2 separate regions of the Homo sapiens genome follow, and region 1 is linked to region 2. A link is a loop called in an ENCODE intact Hi-C map of the cell type or tissue named here. Cell type or tissue: OCI-LY7. All regions are shown on one strand. Each heading gives the region's core, and the rest is flanking DNA. Links, peaks and the distances in the headings are about the cores only.

Region 1 (4,404 bases), core at 148-4,147, 340 kb after region 2:
TTTTTTTACTAAGAAAGAAAAGATAACTACTTTTCTGAAGTGTTGCGTGGTGTAAGTCAGTGTCTAATAAGCACATTTGTGAAATGAATTGAGCTAGATATTGGGGAATGCTAATAAATACATGGCACAGGTTTTTTTTTTTTTTTTTTTTTCGGCCTTAAAGAGCAATTCAGGAAAATTAACCAGTAATATAAAGTAATGTGTAGTAAGCATAGTGTGGATGGCAGTGTGTTGATCTCACTAAGAGGTTAGTATGTCTGGTAAGTGTAAAGTAATACTTTCACACAGCTGGTTTTTACTCATGGTATGTTTAACCTTGTGTCAGAAACGTAACAAATTTACATAAAAGTTTTTAGGAAATTATAATGATTATCAGATATAATCAACTGTTATGATATATTTTTATATCAATTTTATCCAGGTCTAAATTACTTAAACTACCCATTTTAAATGGCAGTGTGGGCTAGGCATGGTGGCTCGTGCTTGTAATCTCAGCACTTTGGGAGGCTGAGGTGGGCAGGCACATGAGTTCAGGAGTGCAAGACCAGCCTGGTCAACATGGTAAAACCCTGTCTCTACTAAAAATACAAAAATTAGCTGGGCATGATGGTGCATGCCTGTAAACCCAGCTACTTGGGAGGCTGAGGCAGGAGAATCGCTGGAACCTGGGAGGTGGAGGCTGCGGTGAGCCAAGATACCAATATGGCTCCATTCCACTCCAGCCTGGGCGACAGAGCGAGACTCCATCTCACAAAAACAAAAACAAACAAAAAAAAAAAACACAAAAACCACGGCAGTGTGATAAGTTTTGATAAAAGAATACAGCTTTACAACCACCACCACATTTATGATTTGTTTATTGCTGTCACCCCAGAGAGATCTCTTGTGTCCTCTTGAAATCAGTCTCCCATCTCTGTTCCCAGACAATTGCTGATCTGCTTTCTATATTTTAGATTGGTTTACATTTTCTAGAATTCTTAAGAATGTATTTTGCTTACTGTAGAGGATATATTTTTCGAAAATTGATGGTAAAGTGAATTTTTGTAAAATAAACCTTATGTTTTATTATCTTAAAATTTCTAAGATGCTCATATAAAGTTCAGTTGGTATTATCCCTGACATTTTTGGTTTTGAGTTTTCTGCGTTGTCCACTCTCTGTAATAATTTAAATCTGGATTACATATAACAATATGTAAAACCAACTGATGGCACATTATATTGTAAAGCAAGGTATCCTTTTGCAGTTACCTCCCTCCTTGTTTATTTTTAATGTTGATTAACAATTTGAAGAATAAAAGTGTACAGATCCTATTGTATTCATAGACTTTAATTCAGTCCTTTTTCCATATAATTGTCACTCAGTAGACAGTGTAACCTCAATCTGTAAAAGGCCATTTGCCTTGTCCTTATGCCCTCCTGCTCAGACCTCTGGGGATGGGAAAGTGAGGGTGGATAAATAGCTCTTTACTTCATAACATTCTGTTCTCTGTGACTCCTCTTACACATGCATGGTCTATTCTGAAAGCGTGCTGAAAAGTAGCTGTTGATCTCATGGATAAAACAGCCCCACTAGGATGGGATAGTAGAATCTTTTTATGATTTTTAAAATAAAATGTACTGATTGTTCATACCTTCATACAGAAAAGAGTTAATCCTTTGCATACAAAAATGAGCGTTTTCTGGTTTTGCCCAGAAAAGTTCTGTTTCTAGAATTTGTGCTGCGTCATTTATTAATCATTTTGAAACTAGATCTAAATAAAAACCAAACATTATGAAAGTCATGTTTGCTCCACTAAACATTTAAATTTCGACTTCATTTGGAAATCCTACACTCACATAAAGAGAAATAATCCTAATCCAAATTTATCTATAGTCAAACTGTGGGTAAGTAATGTTCTAAAAACTGAATTCTTAAGTAAATGTCATTTTGGGGTGATAAACATGGATCTGTTAAGAAATCCTGAAGGTCTACATTTGAACACTGCCCCACTGAAGGCTTCAGACAAAGGACAAAATGTTTCAGGAGTCAGTTTGAGAGACAGTATATGTGAGATGAGACTGAAGAACAATCAGAGCGACCAACCTGAGATCTTATATTTTATATGACTATTATCCCTCTCAAAACTAATCAGTCAATACTCTGTTTTTTTTTTTTAAGTTAAAAAAAGACTTTACTCAGATTGTTTTTGGAATTTCCTCATTTTAGGGGATTGTCTTCAGAAGCACAGACATATCCCATTCAGCCTACACTGAATGGTGGGTTAGACACTGTCCTGTCTTCAGCAGGGTAAGTCAGATGCAAGAACAGACATAAACAGTTACCTGCGATACAAAGCAGGTTGTGCAGCTGTGCTGATAGTGGCATGTGTAAACTGCATTGGGAGGGAGGAGTTAATTCTAGCTTGGCCATCATTAGGTGACGCTATTTAAATAGCGCCATGAGTGATGAGTTGCATTACAATTTTAATTTATTTTCTTTGTGTTTCTGAAGCTGCATTTACTTTAGAAAATTCAGCAAACCAGAAAAGCACAGAGAGAAAAAAATTCTAAAATTACCATTCATATTTTCATGTATATTTCATTGTTTTGTTCTTAGCTGTTTTTGACCTGTCATTTTTTTATTTTATAATATGAACATTTCTCCATGTCCACTAAATATTTTTCTACAGCATCATTTAAAATGACTACATAGTCTTTTTAACTATCACAGATAAAATGTAATTTATTTAACTAGTCACCTATTGCTGACCGTTTAGATTGTTTCTGTGTTTTACTATTACGTAAAACACTGTCAGAAACATCTTCATGAACATGACTGTTTCTTTTAAATTAAAACTTATTTTGCCAAAGTAATACATTCACCTAGTTTAACATTTGAATAGTTGTTAAAGGCCTATTAGAAAATACAGTGGTGGCTGGGCTCAGTGGTGCACATCTGTAATCCTGTTACTTTGGGAGGCCAAGGCCGGTGGATCATTTGAGCCTAAGAGTGCGAGACCAGCCTGGGCAGTATGGTGAAACCCCATCTCTACCAAGAAACAAAAACAAAAAACAAAAAATTAGTCAGGTGTGGTGGCGTGTGCCTGTAGTCCCAACTACTTAGGGTGGGGGCTGAGGTGGGAGAATCTCCTGAGCCCGGGAAGTCAAGGCTGCAGTGAACTGAAATTGTGCCACTGCTCTCCAGCCTGGGATATGAAAATGAGACCCTGTCAAAAAAAAGAAAGGAAAATACTGTGGTCCTTTCTCTAGAGGCAGCCTTTTATCTGTTTCCTCTAGTCATTATATATCTCCACATTGCTAAATTACATATATACACATTGCTATCTTTTGAGTTAATTTATTTTAGACATTGTTGACTTTATGTTATGGTCTTTGAAGATTTTTCACTATTACACAGCCATCTCTTTCCCTCACATTCCCAGTATAGTTAGATTCCAATTTTTGGCTTAGTGTTGCATTATTATATTATGTAGCTATTATTCATAGATGAGCATATTGTAATTAATTCTGATGAAAAGTTTGCTTCTGACTTTTCGTATTTCATGAAATTAATAATGCCTTGTTTTTTCATTTGCTTTGCTTTTTGTCCCTCTTAATAATTCTTCCTATACCTTCTATGAACTACTTATAATTTTCCATAAAGGGAATTGCATCAGATAATACATTTCAATTTTTTTCTTGAAGACATTCTTCCAGCACACTTCCATTCTCCTCCCATTACATTCTCTAGACCTGCCTCTTCTGGGATTTTTCCTTGCTCTTAACCTAGGAACTTCCTTTGCCTTTTCTTGGATCTCATAGTGTTTTCCTTCTTGTCTTACTCTTACATTTTTGTTTATGTTTCCTGTAGTATTCCTGAGAAAGGTTTTGTGACAGAAAAAATATCTTTATTCAGTTTTCTCACTTGATTGATAATTTGCTTGAATAATTAAATTCTAAGTTGGAAGTAACTTTCCTATAGGTTTTTGGAAGGAAATGCTTATGTTCCATTGTCTTCCAGCTTGCTCTTGCAAAGTCCAAGCATTTTTGATTCCTTTAACTGTAGAAGAAAACTGAGTAGAAGAATGTCTGGGTATAAGGATGTCATATTTTAAAAACTGTAAAGATGAGGAGGATGAAGAGGAGATTCAAGGCAGAGGGACTCGAAAAGCCAGGTGACAGCAGGTTGTCCACTGTGGTAAGAGAATGAAGGCATCTATGTCCATGTGAGGAGAGTGTGGGATATAGTTGGAACACAGTAAATTGAGACTCTATATTGGAGACCCATATATGGAGCTTTAAATTTGTTTTCTTTTCTTTTCTTTTTTTTTTTTTTTTTTTTTTTGAGACGGAGTCTCGCTCTGTCGCCCAGGCCGGACTGCGGACTGCAGTGGCGCAATCTCGGCTCACGGCAAGCTCCGCTTC
Region 2 (4,404 bases), core at 141-4,140:
GGTCATTTCCCTTTCAAATTTAAAAGTCACCATGAAATACCGTAGGAAAATCAAACACATCCAGAGTGATTGCACATGTCACAAACTCAACTCATCTGACCTCCCCAGCACTTGTACGCTAGTGTTACTGTCACTGAATTGTCTGGATTCCAAAGAGCATATTGGCTGAGCTCTCACCCACCCTGCGGATTCACTAAGACCATTTTTTTCCTTTAAACCTCAGGCTTGTTTTCCCCCTGCAACACAAAAGGCTTTTAGTCCACCTACCCACCATCAATAAGCTGGTATGCAAGAAGAAAGCAACTTAGTTGACTATTGAAACAGAGTGTAGAAAAACATAGCCAATTTATTCTACAATCTCTGTCATGTATTAGATAAAATGCAAGCTTCTACCCATTCCTCAAGCCATCCTCACCCTCATTCTTTTCATTCATCTTCATCCATTTAACAGGTATTTATTGAGCACCAACTATGTTCAAAGCACTTTGCTGATCACTGAGTTTGTAGCACTGGATAAGATAAAGCAAGTCCTGAATTTCTAGGCCGAATGTCTAGAGCTGAAATTCTCCCAGAGAGAGATAGCAAGATAACAAATAATATTGTTTTAAAATAATTTCAAAAAAGTACAAGAACTATAAAGGAAATATAATTGGATAGAGGAGTAAAGATTGATTTGAAAAATAAATATAAAGACAGTGACCTGCTTCTTCACAAATGAGAGGAGAAAATACTCATGGGCACAACGCTTTAGGCTGCTAGTCCAGGGAAGGGCTCTCTAAAGCTGGGATATTTCAGCTGATTTTTTATTGGAAGAGAGGGACCAAAAAAAATTAGTAAAAATGCTCTTAGGTGACAATGAGCTTGGTGAGTCCACGGAAAAGAAAGGAGGCGGGAAGGCTGATGCATAATGAAAATGCCAAATGAGGTTAGGCTGGGAATTTGAGGGACTTGCAGGTTGGAATTTATTCCAAATGCAATGGGCAGCCTTTGGGGGAATATTAAGCAACTTGATCTGACTGAGGCTTTCAAATAGCAAAGTGTCTGCTTGCTGGGGATCTAATGAAGAATTGAAGCAGGGAAGATTCAGGCTATCTTTTAGAATGAGATGGAAAAAGGGATAAAAAAAAACCGTCATGTTTTTGAGCTGGACATTGAGAGGATGGTGGGCCATTAGCTGAGATGGAGATGACTAGGAGGAATAGAAGCCTCCTGGGATTAGAAATTCACTTATTCCACCTAATCCCTCAGAAGTCCTTGAACTCATGAAAAATGGCCTTTTTTCAGCGCTCCTCAATTTTCTTATGTTCTTGTCTCCTGTGTAAATCACAGTGTTCTGGGTTGCTTGCGTGCTTTTCAATTCCATTCCCATAAACTTCAAACCCTAGCTCAAAATCCAGTTTATTTTTTTATTTTATTTTTTTTTTTTGAGACGGAGTCTCACTCTGTCGCCCAGGCTGGACTGCAGTGGCACTATCTCGGCTTACTGCAAGCTCCGCCTCCCGGGTTCACGCCATTCTTCTGCCTCAGCCTCCTGAGCAGCTGGGACTATAGGCGCCCGCCACCAGGCCCGGCTAATTTTTTGTATTTTTAGTACAGACGGGGTTTCACTGTGTTAGCCAGGACGGTCTCGATTTCCTGAGCTCGTGATCCGCCCGCCTCGGCCTCCCAAAGTGCTGGGATTCCAGGCTTGAGCCACCGCGCCCGGCAAAATCCAGTTTATCTAAGAAGTCTGTCAATTGAAACTCTCTGCATAGTGATTGTTCTCGTTAATATCCATCTTTCAGGTTTTTTTTTATTACACATCTTTTACTCTATTTTATATTCTGCTTCTACTGAATTTAGACCAAATTCCTGCACCTCCCTCCCTTTTTCAGCCCTAACTGCCCCACCTCCCAACTGCACCCCTTGCATATATCCGGTGCCCCACTGAGGTCTGTTTACCCAGTCCTGAGCTCGGCCCCTGCACAACCAAACTGGCATTCTCTCCCAATAGCTCTACCTGCCACAAGTTCCTGTCAATCCTTTAAGACCCAGAATGAAACGTCCCCTTCTCAAGAAACCATTTATGGCCGGGCATGGTGGCTCAGGCCTGTAATCCTAGCACTTTTGGAGGTCGAGGTGGGCAGATCTCCTGAGGTCAGGAGTTCGAACCAGCCTGGTCAACATGGTGAAACCCCATCTCTACTAAAAATACAAAAAATTAGCCGGGCATGGTGGCGGGCGCCTGTAATTTCAGCTACTCAGGAGGCAGAGGCAAGAGAATCGCTTGAACCCGGGAGTCGGAGGTTGCAGTGAACCGAGATCGCGCCAGTGTACTCTAGCCTGGGCAACAAGAGCAAAACTCTGTCTAAAAAAAAAAAAAAAGAAGAAGAAGAAGAAAAGAAAAAGAAAAGAAACCATTTTTGACCGCTCCCCAATCAAACATGATTTCTCCTTCCCCACCCCCTAGGAGGCAGTGGAGTATAATGGTTGGCATCTTCAGCTGTACGGTCATACTGCCCCCATTCACATGCCCGCCACTGCCATGTGCTAGCTGTGTGCCCTCCAGCAACTTACTACAACTTATCGCTCCTGGTTGCTTCATCTGGGAAGGCCAGGTTGAAACAAGGCAGAGGAAGTAAGAGTACCTGCCTTATGAAGTCATTGTGCAAATTACGGGAGGCAACACACCTAAAATAGACCATATATCACCTGGCCCGTAAGAAGGACTCTTCAACGTTAGATGTTTTTGTCATTTTCATTTCAGCATTCTTTGGCTGTCTTGTGAAAAATAAAGTTCTTCATTCTATTGTGGTTGTCTTAAACCCATTACATTAACAGCTCTCGGAGGGCATCATGGTGCCTTCTTCATCTCTGTATTTGGTAGATATTTTGTAAATATTTATTGATGAATAAATGTCAAATCTAAAACAGCTAATTTTAAAGAGTTTTATTTCTTTTACACAAATATGTTGGTTTTCCTCAAAGTAGAAATACTATCTTTTTGTTTCTTGTTTTAAAATTCCATATTGCCCAATATGCATCTATGTAGTGTGTGTAGTGTGTGTATACCGTACATAGACACTGTGTATATGTAGTATATACTACATAGTGTATACTACATAGATACTGTGTATACTACATATACTACATACTACGGATACCCAGTATCTTTAGTATACACAGCATCTATGTAGTATATACTGTATACTATAGGGTGTATATTTTTAATTTTCTGAATTGAGTAACTCTTGAGCAATCAATACAAGCAATGCACATATCATGCTAAATTGACCAATGAAACTGCTTTTAAAGAGGGAAACTATCTCTTCATTTATCCTAAACATAAGGAATTGCAACAATAGGGCATCATTCCAGCTCACAAGAATCTTCAGGCCTCTGAAACCCAGAGTTAGGCAGGAGGTTCTTGTTAGTGACATGTGCTCTCTCATCAACATCAATTAACATTTATTGGAAAAAGCGTGGATGCGGCACACTATGCCGTGTGTTTTGCACACATTTTTTAAATATGAAGACACTATCCCTGCTTTCTTACATGTGGAGAAAAACAGAGTTCACGACCACAATAAATAATAAAAAACATACGTGTTTCTATAGGTTTATGAATAATATTGTATCTCATCATGTAAGAAATGAAACCTTCAATGAGCAGGTAGATCTTGACTGGCTTTGAGATATGACACGGACAGAACCTAGTGGAGAAATAAAGAAAAAGACTGTAGATTTGAAACTAAATCAAAGTTGATTGTAGCTTGCGTTTTGTTTTTAATTAAACGCAACACGCTAAAATAGGGAAAAAAACCAGATTAAAAGATAAACTTGGATTTTCTACATCTTTTTTTCACAAAGTATCACTTAAGCTCAAAAGGTTTTGTTATCATTTCCATTAAATATAATTTTGTTATACTCTTCGTTTCTAGGTTATCCCACACCCAAATAATTATAGATGTAAATCATACAACTCTGCCTAAAGGATATCATTTTTCTCTAGTGATGAACTGGTATCAAAACTCCAGAATAATTTGATGTAATATAATCTTTTGTCGCTCTCCTTTGTTCACTTGGGCTTTTTCTCTCTGTTTTTGCCCTTCTGACCTTCATTTCTTCCCTTCCTTCTTCTTCTCCTGAGTTGTCCAGCATTTGTGAATAATTTGGTCAACTCCTATAGCTGAGAGTCCACATCCTCAGGCCGTAGTCAGCAGCTATATTCAATTCTACAGACTGAGTTATTTAACTGCACAAGTTCTTTTCTCCAATACACACTCTTCTTTTCTCGGTTGAGTTATAACACATACTTTTTTCATCAACCTCTAAAAAAAGTAACAAAGGCTCCATTCTTACAAACCAACTCAAGAATTCAGGATAATTTTTCATGTAGCATCATCTATTAAGTGTTCAATATTT

What was found. Peaks named below come from ENCODE experiments on the same cell type or tissue, not always from the same donor. Only the 100,000 strongest peaks of a DNase experiment are listed, where the experiment ranks them.
Region 1: it touches region 2 in a loop (2.1-fold over the local background); 1 of 110 quality-filtered maps calls a loop at or near these places.

Annotation. Positions count from the first base shown.
Region 1 is chr2:144,246,500-144,250,903 of GRCh38, reverse strand. All of the region lies in intron 1 of QTMAN (queuosine-tRNA mannosyltransferase), which reads left to right. Among named protein-coding and RNA genes, the nearest start is that of QTMAN, 84 kb to the left of the region's middle. In OCI-LY7, for the core only: a CTCF peak has its summit at 2,488; a DNase peak (open chromatin) is centred at 2,363; H3K27ac peaks cover 578 bases.
Region 2 is chr2:144,587,668-144,592,071 of GRCh38, reverse strand. No RefSeq gene overlaps it. Among named protein-coding and RNA genes, the nearest start is that of LINC02993, 65 kb to the right of the region's middle. In OCI-LY7, for the core only: CTCF peaks have their summits at 2,260 and 2,462; no DNase peak of the experiment used is centred there.